2 separate regions of the Homo sapiens genome follow, and region 2 is linked to region 1. A link is an interaction called in ENCODE POLR2A ChIA-PET data of the cell type or tissue named here. Cell type or tissue: PC-3. All regions are shown on one strand. Each heading gives the region's core, and the rest is flanking DNA. Links, peaks and the distances in the headings are about the cores only. Region 1 holds the start of LOC107985034 (a long non-coding RNA gene). Region 2 has its middle 12 kb from the start of TMEM94.

Region 1 (5,375 bases), core at 89-5,088:
CCCGTCTCTACTAAAAATACAAAAATTAGCCAGGCGTGGTGGCACGCGCCTGTAATCCCAGCTACTTGGGAGGCTGAGGCAGGAGAATCGCTTGAACCTGGGAGGTGGAGATAGATTGCGCCACTGCACTCCAGCCTGGCAAGAGAGAGAGACTCCATCTGAAAAAATAAATCAAAGTTTCTGAACACTTACTCTCAATTCCTGTACTTATCTCATTATGGGCTGGAAACAAACAAACCTCCCTCCTCTGTGGGTGGAGTACTTCTGACTGGACAGACATTTATTTATTTTTGAGACGGAGTCTTACTCTGTCGCCCAGGCTGGAGTGCTGTGGCACGATCTTGGCTCACTTCAAACTCCGCCTCCCGGGTTCAAGTGATTCTCTTGCCTCAGCCTCCCGAGTATCTGTGAATACAGGCGCGCACACACGCCCAGCTAATTTTTGTACTTTTGTAGACACGGGGTTTCACCATGTTGGCCAAGCTGGTCTCAAACTCCTGACCTCAGGTTATTCAGCTGCCTTGGCCTCCCAAAGTGCTGGGATTACAGGTGTGAGCCACTGCACCTGGCCTGGACAGACATTTAAAGTAAGGCCTACTGCTGCTTGTTTAGTCTCCATAGGTGCTTTTTTATTTTTTTCTTCTTCTTTATTAGTATGTTATGTATTTGTGAAAAACAAAACAGTTCTAGTAATAATGTAAGACAAATATAAGATTAGTAGTATTGAGCTTGATTCATCTGAAGAGGATTTTATGAAAATAAACCACTATGGCAGGACTGCAAGATAATTTTTTGTTCTTCAGAATGTTCATTAACTGCTGGATTCAGAGAGAGAATGAAGACTTCAGTAGATCCTGTATGTATAGCAGGAGGCCATGTCCCACCAGCAGAAATGAAACTGCTTGAACTAACAAGTTGTCTCAGTCCGAATTCTCTTTATCTTGAATATTTTAAATGTGGAGTTTTGTTTTTCTTTTATATTTACAATTATATTTAGGTTATTTCAGGGACACTTATTGTAGGACTTGTGTGTCTGATCCAGTGCATTTGATCTTGCTTCTTTTACAATGGATGTAACCAAGGAAACTAATGGGTGACCCTCTCTGAGTTTTAGTTCATAATTGTGACAGTTGTCATTCTGAAAAGCTTCATACTCTATTTTTGCTTGTAGTTAAATAGTATAGAACATTTTATGTTACTCCCATAGAATGTTCCAGAAATTCATGAAATGTTAAAAGCAGCAGTAGTATGTTAACATTAACAAAGCATGAAAAATAAATAAATAAAATAAATGTCTGTCCAATGAGAAATACTGCAGCCACAGAAGAGGGAGGTTTGTTTGCTTCTAGCCTATCATGAGATAAGTACATGAATTGAGAGTAAGTGTTAAAGACCTCTTCTTGGCCGGGCATGGTGGCTCACGCCTGTAATCTGAGTACTTTGGGCAGCTGAGGTGGGTGGATCACTTGCGGTCAGGAGGTTGAGACAAGCCTGGCCAACATGGTGAAACCTGGTCTCTACAAAAATACAAAAAATTAGCTGGGCATGGTGGCGGGCGCCTATAACCCCAGCTATTGGGAGGCTGAGGCAGGAGAATCGCTTGAGCCTGGGAGGCGGAGGTTGTGGTGGGCCAGGATCACGCTACTTTACTCCAGTCTGGGCGATGGAATGAGACACAGTCTCAAAAAAAAAAAAAAAATCCATTAATATAGGAGCATTATTAACTGCCCTTACTGCCTTTTCAGGCAAAAGGGATTCTATGAAATATTTTTACGAATATCTTAGAATATGCAACTGAATTTGATTGGTTAACACTGAAATAAACTTGCTATTAAAAAGAAAACTAAGGCCCAGTATGGAGGCTCACGCCTGTAATCCCAGCACCTTGGGAGGCCAAGGCAGGTTGGATCACCTGAGGTCAGGAGTTTAAGACCAGCCAGGCCAACATGGTGAAACCCTGTCTCTACTAAAAATACAAAAAATTAGTCGGGCGTTGTAGCGGGCACCTATAATCCCAGCTACTTACTTGGGATGCTGAGGCAGGAGAATTGCTTGAACCCGGGAGGCACAGGTTGCAGTGAGCCGAAATTGCACTGTTGCACTCTAGCCTGGACAACATGTGTGAAACTCCATCTCAACTAAAGAAAAAAAAGGAAAACTAGGCCGGGTGCAGTGGCTTAATGCCTGTAATCCCAGCACTTTGGGAGGCCAAGGTAGGTGGCTCACTTGAGGCCAGGAGTTTGAGACCAGCCTGGCCAACATGGCGAAACCCCGTCTCTACTAAAAATACAAAAATTAATCAGGCATGGTGGTGCATGCCTGTAATTCCAGCTACTCGGGAGGCTGAGGCAGGAGAATTGCTTGAACCCAGGAGGCAGAGGTTAAAGACCCTGTCTCAAAAAAAAAAAAAAAAAAAAAAAAAAAGGAAAACTAGGCTGTGTGAAGGGTGAAGGTGGCTCATGCCTGTGATCCCAGCACTTAGGGAGGGTGAGATGGGAGGATCACTTGAGTCCAGGAATTTGAGACCAGCCTGGGTAACATAAGGAGACCCCATCTTTTAAAAATAAAAAAAAAAAAAAAACAAAAATAGCCAGTTGTGGTGGTGCGCGCCTGTAGTCCCAGCTATTTGGGAGACTGATATAGGAGGATTGCTTGAGCCCAGGAGTTTGAGGCTACAGTGGGCTGTGATTGAGGTACTGCACTCCAGCCTGGGCCACAGAGTGAGACCCTGTCTCAATATCCTCCACCTGCCACCCCACCCCTCCACAAAAAACAAACAAACAAAAAAACTAAAAATATGTATACTATTAAGCTCTTAGTAAAAGTTTCCTTTCATAGAAAATATAGAATTTTTGCATTCACTTTGCACTTTGAATCAGTTTTTTCCCGGTTTAGAAACAACCCTAATGAGAGACAATTCATTTGGAAAATTGGATGGGTTCCAGTTTTTTTGCTGTCAGAGAATTGGATAAATAGCCTATATCATGTGATAATTACTATAAAGCAATGAAGCTTGACAGTGAGGTGAGGGATTTGAAAACATACAGTTAATAAGCAAGGCGAATTACTACCCTGTTTGTAAATATGGATACATTTCCAAGAGTGAAAAAAAGAAGTTGATACCATTTATGTTAAATATAACCAAAACATGTTACATGTTATCTGGCTACATGTAAATATACATAAAACAAGTGGACTAGAAGGCTGCACAGGACTTGCAGTGGGACCTCTGGGAATAGGGGGAGCAGGATCCACCCGGAGCTGGAAGGGGCCGTAGAGCTAGAGTTCCCTGTTCTTATTTAAAAATCTTCATGTCCTTGGGCCAGGCGCGGTGGCTCACGCCTGTAATCCCAGCACTTTGGGAGGCCGAGGCAGGTGGATCACAAGGTCATGAATTCAAGACCAGCTTGGCCAGGATGGTGAAACCCCATCTGTACTAAAAATACAAGAATTAGCCGGGCATGGCGGCAGGCGCCTGTAATCCCAGCTACTAGAGAGGCTGAGGCAGGAGAATTGCTTGAACCTGGGAAGTGGAGGTTGCAGTGAGCCAAGACTGCACCATTGCACTCCAGCCTGGGCAACAGCGAGACTCCGTCAAAAAACAAAACAAAACAAAAAAAAACTTCATGTCCTTATATATTTGTGTAATTTAGAAAAGAACATAAACAACAAATATGGGAAAAGATGAACAATGGTTAATTCTGTGGAGTGGGAGCATGGTGGGTGATTATTTTGTTTATGCTTTTAGGTATGTTTCCAACCATCAAACCAAAAAAAAAAGAAAAAGAGAAACAGATCCTTGATCTTAACAGGAAATGGCTGTCATTATGAGTATTATTTCTATTCCCTGTTTTCATAGAAAATGTGGACACAGACTTGCCAGGCAGCCTGGGGCAGAGTGAAGAGAAGCCCGTGCCTGCTGCGCCTGTGCCCAGCCCGGTGGCCCCGGCCCCAGTGCCATCCAGAAGAAATCCCCCTGGCGGCAAGTCCAGCCTCGTCTTGGGTTAGCTCTGACTGTCCTGAACGCTGTCGTTCTGTCTGTTTCCTCCATGCTTGTGAACTGCACAACTTGAGCCTGACTGTACATCTCTTGGATTTGTTTCATTAAAAAGAAGCACTTTATGTACTGCTGTCTTTTTTTTTTTTCTTTTGAAGAACAGGTTTCTCTCTGTCCTTGACTCTTGGGTCTGTGGGCCATGGCATGAGTGTTTTCTAGTAGTAGATTGGAGGGAAAGCTTTGTGACACTTAGTACTGTGTTTTTAAGAAGAAATAATTTGGTTCCAGATGTGTTAGAGGATCTTTTGTACTGAGGTTTTTAACACTTTACTTGGGTTTACCAAGCCTCAACTGGACAGACCATAAACAGTCCACAGGCACCGTTCCTGCCAGGCCCCAACCCACAGGGAGTCTCTCCGCAGAGCCTTCTTGGTGTTGCCCTAACTTGCCAGTGGCCTTTGCTCAGAGCCTCCTCCTGTGACATGTGAACAATGAAGAGGCCTGCGCCTCCTGCCTTGCCGCCTGCAAAGCAAAGAAACTGCCTTTTATTTTTTAACCTTAAAAAGTAGCCAGATAGTAACAAGACTGGCTGGCTGATGAGCAAAGCCTTTGCTCTCACGCAGAGGAAGGCTTGGATGTACAATGAAACTGCCTGGAACTAAAAGCAGTGAAGCAAGGGAGGCAATCACACTGAAGCGGGTCTTCCTCCAGGAACGGGGTCCCACAGGCGTGTTGTTTTAAATAACCTGATGCTGTGTGCATGATGCTGGTGCTTGACCATGAAAGGAAAGTCTCATCCTTAAAATGTGTTGTACTTCACAATCCTGGACTGTTGCTTCAAGTAAACAATATCCACATTTTGAAACACTGTGTACTGTGTCTTCTTTTTGAGATGGTTTCAGTGTTCTCCCTGGTTAGATGCTTTTCTCTTTGTCACTATAAATCCTGCCTACTGATTGGAGGAGTCATTTGAAGTTAAATAGCCAGATGTGCCTGTAATTAGCTACTTGGGAAGCCAAGGCAAGAGGATGCTTGAGCCCAGGAGTTTGAGACTATCCTGGGCAACATAGCGAGACCTCCTTAAAAAACAAAATCTTAAAACAGATGAAGACCCAGAGAGGAGTGGGTTTCTTTCTGAAGAAGGCTCTAAAGATGAGCAGGTTAGACTCTTCTACCTCCCCTTTGTTCTGGGCAGTAACATTTTAAAGTGTTCTCCAAGACTGGGCAACATGGTGAAACCTCGTCTCTACCAAAAATAGCCAGGTGTGATGGCACACGCCTGTAGTCGGGAGGCTGAGGCAGGAGGATTGCTTCACCCTGTGAGATCAAGGCTGCAGTGAGCCATGATCGCACCACTGTACTCCAGCCTGGGTGACAG
Region 2 (5,375 bases), core at 153-5,152, 310 kb before region 1:
AGGTACCTGCCACCATGCCCAGCTAATTTTTGTATTTTTAGTAGAGACAGGGTTTCATTATATTGGCCAGGCTGGTCTCAAACTCCTGACCTCAAATGATCCACCCCCCTTTGCCTCCCAAAGTGCTGGGATTACAGGCATGAGCTACCATGCCTGGCCTGTTTTTATTTTATTTTATTTTATTATTTATTATTCATTTATCTATTTATTTATTTATTTTGGGATGGAGTCTCACTCTGTTTTCCAGGCTGGAGTGCAGTGGCGCAATCTCGGCTCACTGCAAGCTCTGCCTCCCGGGTTCACGCCATTCTCAGCCTCCCAAGTAGCTGGGACTACAGGCACCCGCCACCACGCCCGGCTGATTTTTTGTATTTTTAGTAGAGACAGGGTTTCACCATGTTAGCCACGATGGTCTCGATTTCTGACCTCGTGATCCGCCCGCCTCACCCTCCCAAAGTGTTGGGATTACAGGCGTGAGCCACCGCGCCTGGCCTATTTTTATTTGTTTATTTTTTGAGACGGAGTCTCACTCTGTTGCCCAGGCTAGAGTACAGTGGCATGATCTTGGCTCGCTGCAGCCTCCATGTCCCAGGTTCCAGCGATTCTCCTGCCTCGGCCTCCCGGGTATCTGGGATTCAGGCACGCGCTACCACACGTGGCTAATTTTTGTATTTTTAGTAGAGACGGGGTTTCACCATGTTGGATAGGCTGGTCTCGAACTCCTGACCTCAGGTGATCTGCCCATCTCGGCCTCCCAAAGTGCTGGCATTACAGGTGACAGCCACCATGCCCAGCCATAAATGGTTGCCAGGGGCTGGGGTGTGGGGAGAAGAATGAGGAGTGACTGCTTTTTTTTTTTTTTGAGATGGAGTTTCGCTCTTGTTGCCCAGACTGGAGTGCAATGGCACAATCTCGGCTCACTGCAACCTTTGCCTCCTGGGTTCAAGCGATTCTCCTGCCTCAGCCTCCCTAGTAGCTGGGATTACAGGTGCCCACCAGCACTCCCAGCTAATTTTTTGTATTTTTAGGAGAGACAGGGTTTCACTATGTTGCCCAGGCTGGTCTCGAACTCCTGACCTCAGGTGATCCACCCACCTCAGCCTCCCAAAGTGCTGGGATTACAGGGCGTGAGTCACCATGCCCAGCTGCTTTTTTTTTTTTTTTTTTTTAAATGGAGTCTTGCTCTGTTGCTCAGGCTGGAGTGCAGTGGTGTGATCTAGGCTCACTGCAACCTCTGCCTTCCTGGTTCAAGAAATCCTCCCACCTCAGTCTCCCAAGTAGCTGGGATCACAGGCGTGCGCCACCACACCTGGCTAATTTTGTATTTTTAGTAGAGCAAGTTCTGTGGGTTCTAACTCCAATTTGCTGTGTTGGCCAGGCTGGTCTAAAACTCCTGACCTCGAGAGATCCTCCCGCCTCGACCTCCCAAAGTGCTGGGATTACAGGCGTGAGCCACCACACCCAGCATGCATTTTAAAAATGAACCAAAAATTTAGAATTGGAAGAGAAAGAGAGGAGAGAGCAGAGAGGAAGGCTGAGCCATGTGTAAGGAAGCTGGAGCCTGAACGGTGGAAATGGCAGAGGACTTTTGGAGAAAAAACACTGACACTGAATTGAAAGCTGCTCACGTTTCTACGATGTAAATCCCTGCATCTTCCCAACTGTCCTACAGAGATCTCTACATGTATAGAAACCTTGTGTGAGCAGTTGGTTTAGTGACAAGTGGCAAGGGTATGTTTCACATCTCAGTCTGTGCTCTTGGATAAGGAACTACACCCATGGGATGGGGGGAGAGTCCCTCAAGTAAACCAGTTCATGGGAACCAGAAGCAACCATGAGAACATATGATCCTATGATCCTGCAAAGAAGTCTTCTTTTTTTTTTTTTTTTTTTTCTGAGACAGAGTCTCGCTCTGTTGCCCAGGTTGGAGTGCAATGGTGTGATCTCGGCTCACTGCAACCTCCGCCTCCCAGGTTCAAGCAATTCTCCTGCCTCAGTTTCCTGAATAGGGGGCATTACAGGCGCCTGCCACCACACCTGGCTAATTTTTGTATTTTTAGTAAAGATGGGGTTTCACCACGTTGGTCAGGCTGATCTCGAATTCCTGACCTCAGTGATCCACCCACCTTGTCCTACAAAAGTTCTGGAATTACAGGCGTGAGCCACTGCGTCCGGCCTCAAAGAAGTCTTTCGAACAGGGTTTAAGTAACAGTGTCTAGATCTATAAGGGCCAAAGAAGCCCCCTGCTGTACCTAAACAATATTTATATAGCTGCCTCTGGGGTTCTCTAAAACTGAGTTGGGGCCAGGCGAGGTGGCTCACGCCTGTAATCCCAGCACTTTGGGAGGCCGAGGCCGGAGGATCACGAGGTCAGGAGATTGAGACCATCCTGGCTAACACAGTGAAACCCCGTCTCTACTAAAAATACAAAAAAAATTGGCCGGGTGTTGTGGCGGGTGCCTGCAGTCCCAGCTACTTGGGAAGCTGAGGCAGGAGAATGGCATGAACCCGGGAGGCGGAGCTTGCAGTGAGCCAAGATCACACCACTGCACTCCAGCCTGGGCTACAGAGCAAGACTCCGTCTCAAAAAATAATAAAAAACTGAGTTGCTTCAATATGGGAGGTACGCTAATGGGAGGAGGTAGCTGGGTTCCTCCCAGTCCAGTAGAACACTGGCTCATCTACAGAGGGAGACACATTGTTTGAAACAGGATGGAGAGTATTGGAGAGGCAGTCAAACATCGCGCAGAGAAGCACTCTTTGTCAGTGAATGGTCAGGGCCTTGTAGGGTAACAAGACATGCTTCCTGAAACAGTTAGAGCTATTTTTGGCCCACCCTTCTCCATCTTAGAAATACTTTTTTCTGAGAGGCTGAGGCAGGAAGATTGCTCGAGGGCAGGAGTTGGAGGCCTCAGTGAGCTATGACAGCTTCAATACACTCTAGCCAAGACAACAGAGTAAGACACTGTCTTTAAAAATAACAAACAGCCGGGCATGGTGCCGGTAATCCCAGCCGCCTCCCCTTGGCAGGAAACGGCACCGCCGAATATCCAGTTGCTTCAGCCAAAACCTGGCATGTTTGATTTCTTCCCTTGCCTCCCTTACCATATTCATCTGTCAGCAAGTTCTGTGGGTTCTAACTCCAATTATAACCCTAATATGTCCGCTTCTGTCATTTCCAACTCTACAACCTGGGTCCCGGCCATCATCAACACCTGTTGTACTAGTTTAATAGCTCCTAACACCAGGTGTGGTGGCTCACACCTGTAATCCCAGCACTTTGGGAAGCCAAAGTGGGCGGATCACGAGGCCAAGAGATCGAGACCATCCTGGCCAACATGGTGAAACCCCGTCTCTACTAAAAATCCAAAAATTAGCTGGGCGTGGTGGCATGTGCCTGTAGTGCCAGCTACTCAGGAAGCTGAGGCAGGAGAATCACTTGAACCCGGGAGGCAGAGGTTGCAGTGAGCCAAGATCATGCCACTGCACTCCAGCCTGGGCGATAGAGGGAGACTCTGTCTCAAAATCAAAAACAAAAAAAAAAAAAACAAAGGCTGGGCTCAGTGGCTCATGTCTGTAATCCCAGCACTTTGGTAGGCCAAGGCGGGTGGATCATGAAGTTAGGAGTTCAAGACCAGCCTGGCTGAGATGGTGAAACCCCATCTCTACTAAAAATACAAAAATTAGCCAGGCGTGGTGGTGGGCGCCTGTAATCCCAGCTACTCAGGAGGCTGAGGCAGGAGAATCACTTGAACCCGGGAGCTGGAGGTTGCAGTGAGCCGAGATTGTGCCACTGCACTCCAGCCTGGGCGACAGAGCAAGACTCCATCTCAAAAAAAAAAAAAAAAAAAAAGCTCCGGCTGGGCGTGGTTGCTCACACCTGTAATCCCAGCACTTTGCGAGGCCGAGGCGGGTGGATCACGAGGTCAGGAGATGGAGACCATCCTGGCTAACATGGTGAAACCCCGTCTCTACTAAAAATACAAAAAATTAGCTGGGCGTGCTCGCAGGCGCCTGTAGTCCCAGCTACTCTGGAGGCTGAGGCAGGAGAATGGTGTGAACCCGAGAGGCAGAGTTTGCAGTGAGTCAAGATCGCGCCACTGCACTCCAGCCTGGGTGACAGAGTGAAACTCTGTCTCAAAAAAAAAGCTCCTAACTAGACCCCTGCTTCTTCTCTAGCTCCCTATTATTCAGATTCCACCCAGTAGCCAGAAGGTCTTTCCACACCAGAAGTCAGGTCATGACCCTCCTCTGCATGAACTCCTTAAATGGCATTCCATCATACTTAGACTAAAATCCCAAGTCCTTATGGTATATTGGTAGTCTATTACTGCATAATAAATTGGCCTGGAATTTGGTGCCGTAAACAATACAAATCTGGGCCAGGCGTGATGGCTCATGCCTGTAAACCCAGCACTTTGGGAGGCTGAGGCAGATGGATTATCTGAGGTCAGGAGTTCCAGACCACCTTGGCAAACATGATGAAACCCTGTCTCTACAAAAACTACAACAATTAGCTGGGCATGGTGGCACATGCCTGTAGTCCCAGCTACTTGGGAGGTTGAAGTTGGAGGATCATTTGGGCCCAGGAGGTGGAAGTTACAGTGAACCTAGATTGCGCCACTGCATTCCAGCCTGGGTGACAGAGCGAGACCCTGTCTCAAAAAAAATAAGTAAATAAATACATGTATCTTTGTTTCCTGACTTACAGGAAAAGCAAAGGAAAAAAAATTTAAAGAGAGAGAGTTTAAAAAAAACAATACACATCTATTATCTCAGACAGTTTCTGTGGGTCAGGAATCTGGGAGCAGCTCTGATGGCTAATCCTGGCTCTGGGGTCATGAGGTTAAAGTCAAGATCTCAGCCAGGGCTGCAGTCATTGGAAGGCTTGGCTGGGGCTAGGACACCCAAGGTGCCTCACTCACATGAAAAGTTAATGCTGGGTGTTGACAGGAGGCCTCAGTTCCCATGATGTGGACTCTCCACTGGGCTGTTTGAGTGTCCTCAGGACATGGCTTCTGGCTTCCCCCAGAGCAAATGATCCAAGCAAGAACAAGGAGGAGGCCTCAATGTCTCTTAGGATCTATCCCTGGAAGTCACAACCCATCATTTCTCTCTTTTTTTTTTTCTGAGACGGGGTCTCGCTCTGTCGCCCAGGCTGGAGTTCCCGGCTCACTGCAAGCTCCGCCTCCTGGGTTCATGCCATTCTCCTGCCTCAGCCTCCCGAGTAGCTGGGACTACAGGCACCCGCCACCACACCTGGACAATTTTTTTGTATTTTTAGTAGAGACGGGGTTTCACTGTTAGCCAGGATGGTCTCAATCTCCTGACCTCGTGATCTGCCCACCTGGGCCTCCCAAAGTGCTGGGATTACA

Evidence for each region. Peaks named below come from ENCODE experiments on the same cell type or tissue, not always from the same donor. Only the 100,000 strongest peaks of a DNase experiment are listed, where the experiment ranks them.
Region 2: POLR2A ChIA-PET joins it to region 1 with 10 read pairs; 5 of 35 experiments call an interaction of 5 or more read pairs at or near these places.

The regions. Positions count from the first base shown.
Region 1 is chr17:75,134,735-75,140,109 of GRCh38, reverse strand. JPT1 (Jupiter microtubule associated homolog 1) reads left to right here. Exons shown (of 5, transcript NM_016185.4): 5 at 3,860-4,862. The coding sequence ends at 4,008. It overlaps LOC107985034 (a long non-coding RNA gene), which reads right to left and starts at 3,860. Exons shown (of 2, transcript XR_007065907.1): 1 at 1-3,860. In PC-3, for the core only: no CTCF peak of the experiment used is centred there; no DNase peak of the experiment used is centred there.
Region 2 is chr17:75,441,826-75,447,200 of GRCh38, reverse strand. No RefSeq gene overlaps it. Among named protein-coding and RNA genes, the nearest start is that of TMEM94, 12 kb to the left of the region's middle. In PC-3, for the core only: no CTCF peak of the experiment used is centred there; no DNase peak of the experiment used is centred there.